Linked DNA regions of Homo sapiens: region 2 is linked to region 1. The links are chromatin contacts, found by Hi-C or POLR2A ChIA-PET in ENCODE. All regions are on one chromosome and are shown on one strand. Each heading gives the region's core, a stretch centred on a gene start or an enhancer-like site at or near the end of the contact. The rest is flanking DNA. Distances are from core to core; before and after follow the strand shown.

Region 1 (6,347 bases), core at 281-2,780:
GGCCCACTGCATCACCAACTGCAACGGAAATTCCCTTTGATGAATCAGGAAGACAAATTAATGTCATACGCTAGCGTGCAGAAAAGTAACCTCTGATAAAGTTGCTATTGTATAAACCGCAGAAGCAGATGGCTTCCGGCCGCAGAGCTTAAGAGACCCTTCAGCTTCTCGGTGTAGGTCACCAGTCATGTCACGCTCACAACCCTTTCGCCTCCCTCTAGGTCAGGCACCGCATCCAAGTTAAGCAACCGACGCCGGCTCCTTGGTGTCCCAACAAGGTCTAGTAGAAAAGCAACTTTATAATTCGTTTCACAGATTTGATTAAGAGCCAACTGAGTAGTGGGCCTTGTGCTAGGGCTCCGAGGGCCCAAGGACCCCATGGAACCAGATTTAGTCGCTGACCTCTAGGAGCTCACAGGTGAGTGACTCACACACCGGAAGACGAGATCAATAATGTAGACATGAACGCTGGCTAGCCAGTCCCAGAGGAGGTGTCATCTGACCAAACCAAGGCAAGTCTGGGCAGTTACGCAGACACCCCGAGAAAGGTACGCCAACGCCCAGATAAAAAGTAAGAAAAAGTAGGAAAAACCCTCCCATCAGACCAGCAATTGGCTCGACGCTTGAGCCCGGATGTACGGCACGCGTCGCGACCTAACCCGGAAACACTGCCTCCCGAAAAAAAGGTAAACTCTAGACTGCGGAAAGTAAACTACCTTTCCCGTCGTGACTCAGTTAGAACCTCCCGGCATCCTCTCCACCTCTGGTTTCCCATCTATTTTTCCTAAAGCCTAGGCGAAATAAGACTTCATCTCCCAGAATGCCCTTGGTTAAGTTAACGGTGCGCATGCGCCAAGAGGCGGGCCCTCGTTGCCCCCACAACCCCGCCTCCGTTTTGCCGCCGCCATTTTTTCAGAGACTTTCATCCGGCAACCGACGGGGCTTTTTTTCTTAAAGGAGAAGCGACAGCTCAAAATACTACCCCCTTCTCCGCGCAAGATCTGGCGGCGCTGGGGACAGAAAGGCCAAAGACAGGAAAGTGGGGTAGGGTGGAGGCGGAAGAACGCCCAGGCTACTTCTGCGGCCTAAAGAAGAATAGAAAGAGCCCTTGTGGTATCAGTGGCTCCTCAGGGAGGCAGGTGCGCGCGCAGCCAGTCTAGGGTTTGCGTGAGGCGGGGAAAGAGGTGCGATTTCTTCTCACCCGCCTCCCTCGCGAGACCTGCCCCTCGCACTGCCCCTAGCGCGCGTTGAAGTCTGGAGGGGGGAAAAAGGTCACTTTGGGATTGTCGCGAGACACAGCCGTTTAACGGTGAGAACGGGTGCGCGGGGAAGGAAACCTCGCGCGCTCCCCTTTTAGCCGTTTCCTGATTGGCTGAAGGAAGGGGTGGGGGAGGGAACCTGGGGCGCCGCTGCGTGTAAGACTGCGAGGGGCGGGGTGAGGAGGCTTGTCCTCTTTTCCGATTGGCCCGCTGAGCGTCTGTGGCGCGCGCGCGCGCGCCGCCAGCGGTAGCGGACCTTGAGTGGCAGGGGGTGGGGGGGGCGCCCTCGGAGCCGGGCGGAGGGGAGGGGGGAAAGAGGAGCGCAGGGTGAGAGTGAGCCGCAGGCTTCGGGAGGCGAGGGGGCGGGGGGAGCAGCGCCGAGGCCGCCGCCTCCGCCTCCGCCGCCTAGGACTAGGGGGTGGGGGACGGACAAGCCCCGATGCCGGGGGAGACGGAAGAGCCGAGACCCCCGGAGCAGCAGGACCAGGAAGGGGGAGAGGCGGCCAAGGCGGCTCCGGAGGAGCCCCAACAACGGCCCCCTGAGGCGGTCGCGGCGGCGCCTGCAGGGACCACTAGCAGCCGCGTGCTGAGGGGAGGTCGGGACCGAGGCCGGGCCGCTGCGGCCGCCGCCGCCGCAGCTGTGTCCCGCCGGAGGAAGGCCGAGTATCCCCGCCGGCGGAGGAGCAGCCCCAGCGCCAGGCCTCCCGACGTCCCCGGGCAGCAGCCCCAGGCCGCGAAGTCCCCGTCTCCAGTTCAGGGCAAGAAGAGTCCGCGACTCCTGTGAGTAACAGTCTTTCAGGCGGTGGGAAAGACCCCCCTCTGTCCGTACGCAACCCTCTCGGCTCCCGTAGCGCCTACTCCACGTGACATCCTGCCTGGTCTGCCCCCTGCCGGCTCCGCACGCCAGATGTCACACCGTTTCCCCGGGAGCCTTCGTGCCTCCTCTCTGCGCCACCCTCATCTCGCTCCTGTACCTTCGCTTGTCGGGCCGTTTCCCCACTCCCCGAAATCATCTTTTGATACACCCCTGCACTCGCTAGTGATCCACCTCCTCCCTGACACCCGCAGGCTCATCCCTCTTTCTGGCATCCGCACCCCCTTTGTCACCCTATCCCTTTCCTTTAGGCGGCTCTCCAGTATTACATCACATGCCCTTTAGGGAATACACAGCCCGATCATAGCCTTCAAAAATGATTCCCCCCCGCCTTCGCGTTAGCTCAAGAGCCAGATGTACTAGTGTGTTTATGTAGCTTTTTTTTTTTTTCACTTTTCTAAATTTTTCGCAACCCTTCTCATTCTTTTGAGAAATTTGCCACTTATTATGGTCAGGTTAAAAGCCCACTGCTACGATTTTAAGTATGGAGTCTTTCATATAAAATTATATGAGCATTCTTTAATGTTTGTTTTTACTAAGTAGCATATGTTTTATCTTTGTGTTTCGTGTTTTTAAATGTAGGAACTTCATCCTTGAAATTAGAATCATCTGAGAGGAATTCCTTTATTACCTAGACGTAATAGAGGAAACATGAACAGGTGGCCAGGAGCATTGTCTTAAATTGTTCGTTAAAATAATACTCATGTTAAGAATACTGAAGCACACAAGTTTGTAAATTCTAGAAATTAATCACATTGACTATTCAATTCATGACTGAAAACATCATTAGTGACCTTTGATTTTTGAGTGAAAACAGATTAGTAAAAACAGAGAAAATTGAAGTGAGGGGGAGTCAGTTTTAAGTGTTCCCTTTCTTCCAGTAGAGATAGTGGCAAGGTTTGACTTACACCAGACCTAATAGATTTAAAACTTGAAACAGACTTGGTCCAAAATTAAGAGTTAAGCCTGTGTCTTGGCATGCTTGCCTTAGAAGCCTCTCAGAAAGAGAAATAAAATTCAGAGGTAATCATATTGTGGTATTAGATATGCTTTCAAATTTTTGAATGTCAGCTAAGTTAACATAATTTAGAGAATTTGTTGTAAGAACTGCAGTTCTGTCGACAGCAAAAATCTGTACTTACAGATTCAGCTGCAATTAGACTTCTAATTGCTGTAGATGCATTTCATCTTACAAAAATTTTATAGTTCTATATTGTTTAATCTCATGAATTTGAAAAGATACATGTATATCATTGACCTCATTTGGATATGAATTCCGTGAGCAAATTCCTTAACCTACCCATGCCTTAGTTTCCTTACCTATAGAGGATAATCTCTGCAACGTGAGTTTGTGAGAATTAAATACAGTGTGTAAAGTGCTAGACACAATGCCTGTTGTAAATACTAAGTACAAGTTGCGTTTTTCAGTAATGGTGGGATGGTAGATCCTTGAGTGGTTTGTAGTGAGGTTTTTCATATAAATTATGCAAAATATGATTTTTTCACTCTTTAATATTACTATTCGTAGAGAGGGTAATACTTAAAATATTTTTAAAATTTCCTTTTATTCTCACCTACCCCTTGAAAATTAAATATACCTATATCTCAAGATAAGATAATTATGTCTAAAATGGTACCTGCTGTTTAATTTCTTTTTTTGGAGATGGAGTTTTTGCTCTGTTGCCCAGGCTGGAGCAGTGCCACGATGATCTCTGCACACTGCAACCTCCGCCTCCTGGCTTCAAGCAATTCTCCTGCCTCGTCATCCCAAGCAGCTGGCATTACAGGCGCCCGCCACCAATCCCAGCTAATTTTTGTAATTTTAGTAGAGGTGAGGTTTCACCATATTGGCCGGGTTGGTCTCCAACTCTTGACCTCAGGTGATCCACCCGCCTCAGCCTCCCAAAGTGCTGGGATTACAGGCGTGAGCCACTGCGCCCAGCCTGCTGTTTAATTTTTGAAGGAAAATAAATAATTTTTATCTAAAACAGTAATTTTACCTGCTGTCATGATTTATTTTTGCCCTAACTCTTGGCAACAAAGTACTAGTGACGCTTTAATTCCATATAACTGTTACTGTTGTATATGGATGAAGATGACTTAATTAAATTCCTTCCTTTTTTCTGCACAATGTTCCTTGTGGGGAGGAAGAAATAAGGCTGAATTCTTAGCGCCACCCGCCTCCCATCCAATATCATTAGAAAACAGTAGTGACAATGGCATTCTTCTTTCAGCCCCAAAATTATCTCTTGACTGTGTTTTTGATCAGGTTGTTAAACAAATTTTCGTCATAATAGAGTTTTTGTTACACATTTTTACCTTATTCCATAATCTGGAAATCAGAGGAATGCTAAAGCATTTTAGCTTGGCAAACTTGTTTCATCAGTATCTGGGCCTGGTACTATGCTGAACTAGGTGGTAGAAAGAAAAATGAGACATGGCCCTCATCTTCAAGGACCTTGGGGTGTAAGGCAAAGATGCATTAATTAGTGGAGATATGTCAAATGTGTGTATGGTATACAGATTTTCAGTCATAAAATACATTTTAAGACTTAATTTTTTCTACATAATTTAATCCTTTAAGATATTTCAAGAGGTTTTGAGTCCAAACCCTGGTCTGGTATCTTTGACTTTGAGTCATTTCTGTTTTCCAAATGACATTTTGAAAATTTTAAAAAGGAAGGTTTATTCTGTATTACTTACTTGTTCGCGCTAGTCCTTTTTCCATATCCCAGCATTTCCCTGTATACAATCTTAGTAATCAGCTGTTTAACCTACATTTGATTTTCTTAATTAAAGTGATAGTAAAGTATACCATAGTTTAAAAGGTCAAGAAATAGATAGATTTGGATTGGTTGAAACCTCTGTTCCCATTGGAAGGCAAAATAATAGAGTGGATAAAGCATTGGACTTTAGTCAGAAAGTTTTATGTTCCAGCTTTGTACTGTGCAGTAAGTGGCCTTGAGCAAGTCACTTAACCTCTTCATTTATAATTGCTTCATTTATAATTGATATTTTATGAATTTGCGAGATGACATATTTAGCTTACAGTTTTTATAATCTGATGTTTATAACAACTTCTTTTCACAATGAACTATTTAGGGGTTATTGGGAAGAGGAAATATTTGTGGATGAAGGGGAAATAAAAATTTTTCATTGTGCTCAAGAGAAGCACAGAGTTAAATGCTAGAATCATGATAAATTGAAGCATAGAAAGCTAGTAGGAAAAATAAACCAAATTTGAAGAAAGTTTATGTATCCATACTAAGAGTAAGACTGATCATTTGCTGTATGTTAGCCAGTAAATTACAGTTATTTCAAGTGCACGTTTATATACTGTCTTTAATTTTTGAAGTAAAATCTAGTAGCATTAGTATACTAGTTTTTGCCTATGATTTTTTTCTGATTCATCCATGCGTTCTGCTAGTAGGGAATGAAATTGTCAAATTAAGACTAGGTTAAAATGTATAAGGCTTTTTTTCATTCTTACATGTAATAGCCCTTCATTTATCCTGTGCATTTCAAAACTTAAAACTTTAGGGACAAATACTTTTTAAAAATTCTAACTTCGCTGTTGAGTAACCATATTAGCTAATACTGAGTATTTTTAGATGTCTTCCTTCAGGTTCAGATTAAGGAAAGTAGTTTTATTTTCTAGTATGTGAAATTCCATTTTTGGTATATTTTCTTGCTAAAATTAAAACAGTAATAAACCTTTAGGTGACCTTTCTTGCTGTTTCCCTTTTGAAGGTCATGGATAGTGAGGATGAAGAGGTGGTAATATTCTGAATTGAAAAAACTTACAGTTCTTTGGAGAAGCCTTCAGTTGTACAAGACTGAAATCCTGTGATCAGGATCTTAATCAGTATGATGATAGAAACATTGAACCAACTTTCAAGGTTTTTGGAAAAGTTTGTTATATAATTTTTCAAAAATTTAGCAATTATTTCTGCAGTTTTTATTTAAAGATGGGATGATTAGCAGTTATGGTGTGTTAATTGGGACATTGGTAATGTGATTTAAAATAAAATTATAATACCAGTCTTTTTTAAAAAAGTATGGAACAAACAGTGATAACTATTGTTTCTAAGTAGAATAGATTTTTGTATTACACTGTGGCTTCTGTATTTGTCTGGGTATTTATTTATAACATATTGTAACATAATAGAGTCTTTACTATATTAGGTTTACTTTTGGGAGGAGCAACAACAAAA
Region 2 (6,412 bases), core at 2,260-4,759, 970 kb after region 1:
CTCTACTAAAAATATAAAAAAATTAGCCAGGCGTGGTGGCGGGTGCCTGTAATCCCAGCTACTCGGGAGGCTGAGGCAGAGAATTGCTTGAACCCGGGAGGCAGAGGTTGCAGTGAGCCAAGATTGCGCCACTGCACTCCAGCCTGAGTGACAGAGCAAGAACTCCGTCAAAAAAAAACAAAAAAATCAATTACAAAAGAAGTTGAATTAAATTTACTTCATGAGAAGACCAAATTTTTAAATATTAAAAAGGTCTTTTTCTCAAAAACACATTTGATTGGATATGCATGAACCACATGCCAATTACAGATTGGGAACCAGCTGGGGTACTGACAAATGCTGTCCTTGACCAGACTTCAGTCAGACTTCTCTGAGCCCTCTTCTCGACTAGGCCTAGACCTTGGCCTCAGTCCCATCCTCAGCTTGCAGATAGTCCAGTTTTTTTAAGTATCCTTCTAACTCAATGTATCAGAAATCCCTCTGACCCTTGATATCTGATCACCCTTGTCCACCCTCAGCAAGAATCCTGTTAATTCAGCAAGAATCCTGATAATACCGAGAATCCCCTTACCCCTGATGTCTCCTGTTACTAATTTTCCATCCACTGACCCCACCCCACCCCAATTCTGCTCCTTTGCTGTAAATTCCCAGCTGTCTCTACCACATTTGGAGTTAAGCCCAATCTGTCTCTTCTCTTGCAATAATCTTTTCTTTAAGAATACCTCCTGGGAGTAGGAGAGAGAAATATATAAAAATAAATAACAAACCAAGTGTGGTGGCTTATGGCTTTAATCCCAGTACTCTGAGAAGCTGAGGCAGGAGGATTGCCTGAGCCCAGAAGTTGAGACCACGGTGGGCAACATAACAAGACCCTGTCTGTCTAAAAATTTTTAAAAATTAGCCGGGCATTGGCCGGGCATGGTGGCTCACACTTGTAATCCCAGCACTTTGGGAGGCCGAGGTGGGTAGATCACGAGGTCAGGAGTTCGAGACCAGCCTGACCAGCATGGTGAAACCCAGTCTCTACTAAAAATACAAAAAATTAGCCGGGCGTAGTGGCACGTGCCTGTAATCCCAGCTACTGGGGAGGCTGAGGCAAGAAAATCGCTTGAACTCAGGAGGCGGAGGTTGCAGTGAGCCGAAATCTTGCCATTGCACTCCAGTCTGTGCCACAAAGCAAGAGTCGGTCTCCAGAAAAAAAAAAAAAAAAAAGCCGGGTGTGGAGAATGTGCCCCTATAGTCCCAGCTGCTTGGGAGGCTAAGGCAGGAGGATGGCTTGAGCCCAGGAGTTGGAGGCTGCAGTGGGCTGTGATTGCATCACTGTACTCCAGCCTGGGTGACAGAGCAAGACCCTGTCTCTAAAATAATATAAATAATAAGTAGCAAGATGCCCTGACCTCCTTCACCTTCACACCACAAAACTGAATGGGCCTGGAAGGGTTGACCAGTGCCACTGAGGCTGCAGCTGAAGTCAAGAAAGCATTGCAGAAAAAAATTGTATCCAAACTGTCAAGAACAGGGAGTAGTTGGTTTTATTTTATTTTATTTTATTTTATTTTATTATACTTTATGTTCTAGGGTACATGTGCACAAAGTGCAGGTTTGTTACATATGTATACATGTGCCATGTTGGTGGGCTGCACCCATTAACTCATCATTTAACATTAGGTATATCTCCTAATGCTATCCCTCCCCCTTCCCCCCACCCCAAAACAGGCCCTGGTGTGTGATGTTCCCCTTCCTGTGTCCAAGTGTTCTCATTGTTCAATTCCCACCTATAAGTGAGAACATGCAGTGTTTGGTTTTTTGTCCTTGCAATAGTTTGCTGAGAATGATGGTTTCCAGCTTCATCCGTGTCTCTACAAAGGACATGAACTCATCGTTTTTTATGGCTGCATAGTATTCCATGGTGTATATATGCCACATTTTCTTAATCCAGTCTATCATTGATGGACATTTGGATTGGTTCCAAGTCTTTGCTATTGTGAATAGTGCCACAATAAACATACATGTGCATGTGTCTTTATAGCAACATGATTTATAGTCCTTTGGGTATATACCCAGGAATGGGATGGCTGGGTCAAATGGTATTTCCAGTTCTAGATCCTTGAGGAGTCGCCACACTGTCTTCCACAATGGTTGAACTAGTTTACAGTCCCACCAACAGTGTAAAAGTGTTCCTATTTCTCCACATCCTCTCCAGCACCTGTTGTTTCCTGACTTTTTAATGATCACCATTCTAACTGGTGTGAGATGGTATCTCATTGTAGTTTTGATTTGCGTTTCTCTGATGGCCAGTGATGATGAGCACTTTTTCATGTGTCTGTTGGCTGCATAAATGTCTTATTTTGAGAAGTGTCCGTTTATATCCTTTGCCCACTTTTTGATGGGGTTGTTTGATTTTTTCTTATACATTTGTTTAAGTTCTTTATAGATTCTGGATATTAGCCCTTTGTCAGATGGGTAAATTGTACAAATTTTCTCCCATTCTTTAGGTTGCCTGTACACTTGATGGTAGTTTATTTTGCTGTGCAGAAGCTCTTTAGCTTAATGAGATCCCATTTGTCTATTTTGGCTTTTGTTGCCATTCCTTTTGGGGTTTTAGTCATGAAGTCCTTGCCCATGCCTATGTCCTGAATGGTATTGCCTAGGTTTTCTTCTAGGGTTTTTATGGCTTTAGGTCTAACATTTAAGTCTTTAATCCATCTTGAATTAATTTTTGTATAAGATGTAAGGAAGGGATCCAGTTTCAGCTTTCTACATATGGCTAGCCAGTTTTCCCAGCACCATTTATTAAAGAGGGAATCCTTTCCCCACTTCTTGTTTTTGTCAGGTTTGTCAAAGATCAGATGGTTGTAGATGTGTGGTATTATTTCTGAGGGCTCTGTTCTGCTTCATGGGTCTATATCTGTTTTGGTACCAGTACCATGCTGTTTTGGTTACTGTAGCCAAGTTCGTTTTAAAGATAATAATGAGGGTAGGGGAGAAGATACCAGAAAGACGACAAGGGCTGGGGCACCAGGGAAGGGAGGAAATGAAGCAAAAGATAGGCTGGAGAGGGAGATGAAATCTCAGAGGGCTCTTGTGGGTGAGGAGATGGAACGTGACATTTACACTTTAGAGAAGTCACTCTGTTTGCTGTGTGAAGCATTGATTGGAGTGTGCAAAACTGGAGACAGGGACACACTTGGTATTCCAGGACAGAGACGACAGAAACCTGAACTAAGTAGCAAAATGGAGGAGAAGTCGTTGTGAAACCGCCCAATGGGCTCACCTTACCCACTGCCTAAACAGAGCCGATTCCTCAAGACAGGGGAATCGCAATAAAGAAATAGCCATTCACGCAAAGCCGGCTGAGCGGGAGACCGGAGTTTTATTTTTACTCAAATCAGTCTCCCCGAACATTTGGGGATCAAAGTTTTTAAAGAGAATGTGGTGGGAGTGCAGGAGCAGTGAGTTGGAGAGTGCTGATTGGTTGGGTCGGAGGTGAAATTACGGCGCGTCCCTGTCTTCCTGCGCTGAGTCAGTTCCTGGGTGTGAGTCACAAGATCAGATGGGCCGGTTTCTCGATATGGGTGGTGCCAGTTGATCCATCAAGAGTAGAGTCTGCAAAACATCTCAGGCACTGATCTTGGGAGCAGTTTAGGGAAGGTCAGAATCTTGTGGCCTCCAACTACTTGACTCCTAAACCGTAATTTCTAATACTGTGGCTAACTTTAGTAGTCTAGTCTCCAGGCAAGAAGGGAGTTTGTTCTGGGAAAGGGCTGTTATTGTCATTTTTTAAAACTATAAACTAAGTTCCTCCCAAAGTTTTTTCAGCCTGCGCCCAGAAATGAACAAGGACAGCTTGGAGGTTAGAGGCAAGATGGAGTCGTTTAAGTTGGACCTCTTTCACTGTCTCAGTCATAATTTTGCAAAGGCGGTTTCAGTTGCAGACAAAAGGATCCGCAGGCTCCAGTGACTGTCTGCATGGCGGGAGAAAACACAAGGTAATCGCTCAGTGTCTGGCTGGAGTCCTGGGTAGATGGTGATATCATTCACCAAGAAGGGAAATAACAGAAGGAGCCCATGTTTGGGGGGAAAATTATATGTTCTGTTTTAACAACTTAGGCTATGGGTTGAATTCTGTCCCCTTGAAATTCATATGTTTAAGTCCCAACCCCCAGTACCTTAGAACATAACTTTATTTGGAGACAGGATCTTTACAGAGGTAAAGTTAAAGTAAAGTTAAGATAAAGGTAACGTTAAAATGTGGTTATTAGGGTAGGCCCTGATACTATATAATTGGTGTCCCTTACAAAAAGGGGAAATTTGGAGACCAAGATGCCCATAAAGGGAAGACGGTGTGAAGCGATAGAGACAGAGGACAATGATTTACAAGCCAAGGAGCAAACAGATTTGATATGCTTAGCAATTAGCATTTTCTAGAAATGTCCCCAAGGAAAAGCCTTATTGTTCTACGCAAATTGAACCAGACTTACCTGGCAATACAATAACAGTAGATGACATTTACTCTGTGCTTACTATACACAGATCATTTAATCCTAGCACTTTGGAAGGCTAAGGTAGGCGGATTACCTGAGGCTGGGAGTTCAAGACCAGCCTGGCCAACATGGTGAAACCCGGTCTCTACTAAAAATACAAAAATTAGCTGGGCGTGGTGGCAGGTGCCTGTAATCCCAGCTACTCGGGAGGCTGAGGCAGGGTAATAGCTTGAGCCCAGGAGGTGGAGGTTGCAGTGAGCTGAGATTGTGCCAATGCACTTCAGCCTGGCCTGGCCAACAGAGCGAGACTGTCTCAAAAAATAATAATAATAATAAATTAATTAATAATAAATAAATCTTCTCCAGAATCATGTGAGCTATTGTCCCCATTTTAGAGGAGGAAGCTAGCCCATAGCAGTTAAGCAACTAGCCCAAGGTCACATAGACTGGTATATACTGTGGTAAGTTCACACAACCAAGAGGAGATAACACTGAACCTCGATTTGGCTCTGGGGTTGCCTGTGTTGAATCTCTGGAGTCTACACCACACTGCCCAAAACTATGCTGTTTATGAGAAGGGAACTAACCCAACCTAAGGAACGCAGGAAAGCAGAAGGGAGTTTGATGAACTCAAGGAGGATGTGCAGGAAAGTCTAGGTCAGCAGAACTTCTGGAAAGTTCTAAGGAAAGGACATTAAGCAACATGTTACAGGCAGGACCAGCTTCATTTCTGGAATTGTTGGGATTTTACCAGGGTGACCGATTTATGCATACACACCTAGATTATCCAGAGTGCTATATAAAATCCCTTTAAAGAAGTCCATCTTTCCTATCTCATGCCAGTTATAGAAATTTCATATGGATCAAAGTGGTACCGGAAAGGGGTCCCAATCCAGACCCCAAGAGAGGGTTCATGGATCTTGCACAAGAAAGAATTCAGGGCAAGTCCATAAAGTAAAGTGAAAGCAAGTGTATTAAGAAAGTAAAGGAATAGGACAGGCGCGGTAGCTCATGCCTGTAATCCCAGCACTTTGGGAGGCCAAGGAGAGTAAATCACCTGAGGTCAAGGAGTTCAAGACCAGCCTGGCCAACATGGTGAAACCCCATCTCTACTAAAAATACAAAAATTAGCCCGGCGTGGTGGCTCGTGCCTGTAGTCTCAGCTACTGAGGAGGCTGAGGCAGGAGAATCACTTGAACTCAGGAGGTGGAGGTTACAGTGAGTCGAGATTGCACCACTGCACTCCAGCCTGGGCGACAAAGCAAGACTCCATCACCAAAAAAAAGAAAAAGAAAAAGAAAAAGAAAAAAAAGCAAAGGAATAAAGAATCACTACTCCTTAGGCAGAGCAGCCCACTAGGGCTGCTGGCTGTCCACCTTTATGGTCATTTCCTGATTATATGCTAAACAAGGGGTGGATTATTCATGAGTTTTCTGGGAAAGTGGGGGACAATTCCCAGAACTGAGAGTTCCTCATCTTTTTAGACCATATAGGGTAACTTCCTGACATTGTCATGGCATCTGTAAACTGTCATGGTGCTGGTGGGAGTGTCTTTTAACATGTTAATGCAGTATAATTAGCATATAATGAGCAGTGAGGGCACCAGAGGTCACTCTCTTTGCCATCCTGGTTTTGTGGGTTTTGGCCAGCTTCTTTACCACAGCCTGTTTTATCAGAAAGGTCTTTATGACCTGTATCTTGTGCCGACCTCCTATCTCATCCTGTGACTTAGAATGCCTTAATCTCCTGGGAATGCAGCCCAGTAGGTCTCAGCCCTATTTTACCCAGCCCCTATTCAAGATGCAGTTGCTCTGGTTCCAAGGCCTCTGACAGAAGGTTGAAACATTAGAAAATGTTTAACTATACAACAATCAGGAGAAAATATAGAATAATTTTTGAAATATAATCTCAAAGTGAGTAAGTATTTT

The links. A loop is a pair of places that touch in the nucleus more often than their neighbours do. ChIA-PET counts read pairs that join two places held with the same protein, here RNA polymerase II (POLR2A). Pooled maps may share reads with other maps.
Region 2: a loop to region 1 is called in a pooled map of psoas muscle, with 6 times the contacts of the local background. The contact joins the enhancer-like site here to the promoter of ZFP91-CNTF in region 1. A Hi-C loop is called at or near these places in 15 of 168 maps with a recorded cell type or tissue (CD4-positive, alpha-beta memory T cell, CD8-positive, alpha-beta T cell, GM12878 and 10 more), 23 of 37 single-sample maps with no recorded cell type and 34 of 50 pooled maps. POLR2A ChIA-PET finds 5 or more read pairs at or near these places in 3 of 52 experiments (GM12878 and activated T-cell).

The regions. Positions count from the first base shown.
Region 1 is chr11:58,577,584-58,583,930 of GRCh38, forward strand. It overlaps ZFP91-CNTF (ZFP91-CNTF readthrough (NMD candidate)), which reads left to right and starts at 1,531. Exons shown (of 13, transcript NR_024091.1): 1 at 1,531-2,039. It overlaps ZFP91 (ZFP91 zinc finger protein, atypical E3 ubiquitin ligase), which reads left to right and starts at 1,480. Exons shown (of 11, transcript NM_053023.5): 1 at 1,480-2,039. The coding sequence starts at 1,699. It also overlaps a transcript of LPXN not described here. RefSeq lists enhancers at 234-313, 334-853, 472-1,164, 884-1,113, 1,858-2,549 and 1 more and a silencer at 1,534-1,953.
Region 2 is chr11:59,541,987-59,548,398 of GRCh38, forward strand. LOC102723575 (a long non-coding RNA gene) reads left to right here. Exons shown (of 4, transcript XR_950136.2): 3 at 3,811-3,989. Among named protein-coding and RNA genes, the nearest start is that of TRV-TAC1-1, 5.5 kb to the right of the region's middle. RefSeq lists an enhancer at 3,052-4,251. Within about 2 kb of position 3,510, at least 2 of the 41 ENCODE cell types and tissues checked have a DNase peak (open chromatin) inside an H3K27ac peak, as active enhancers do.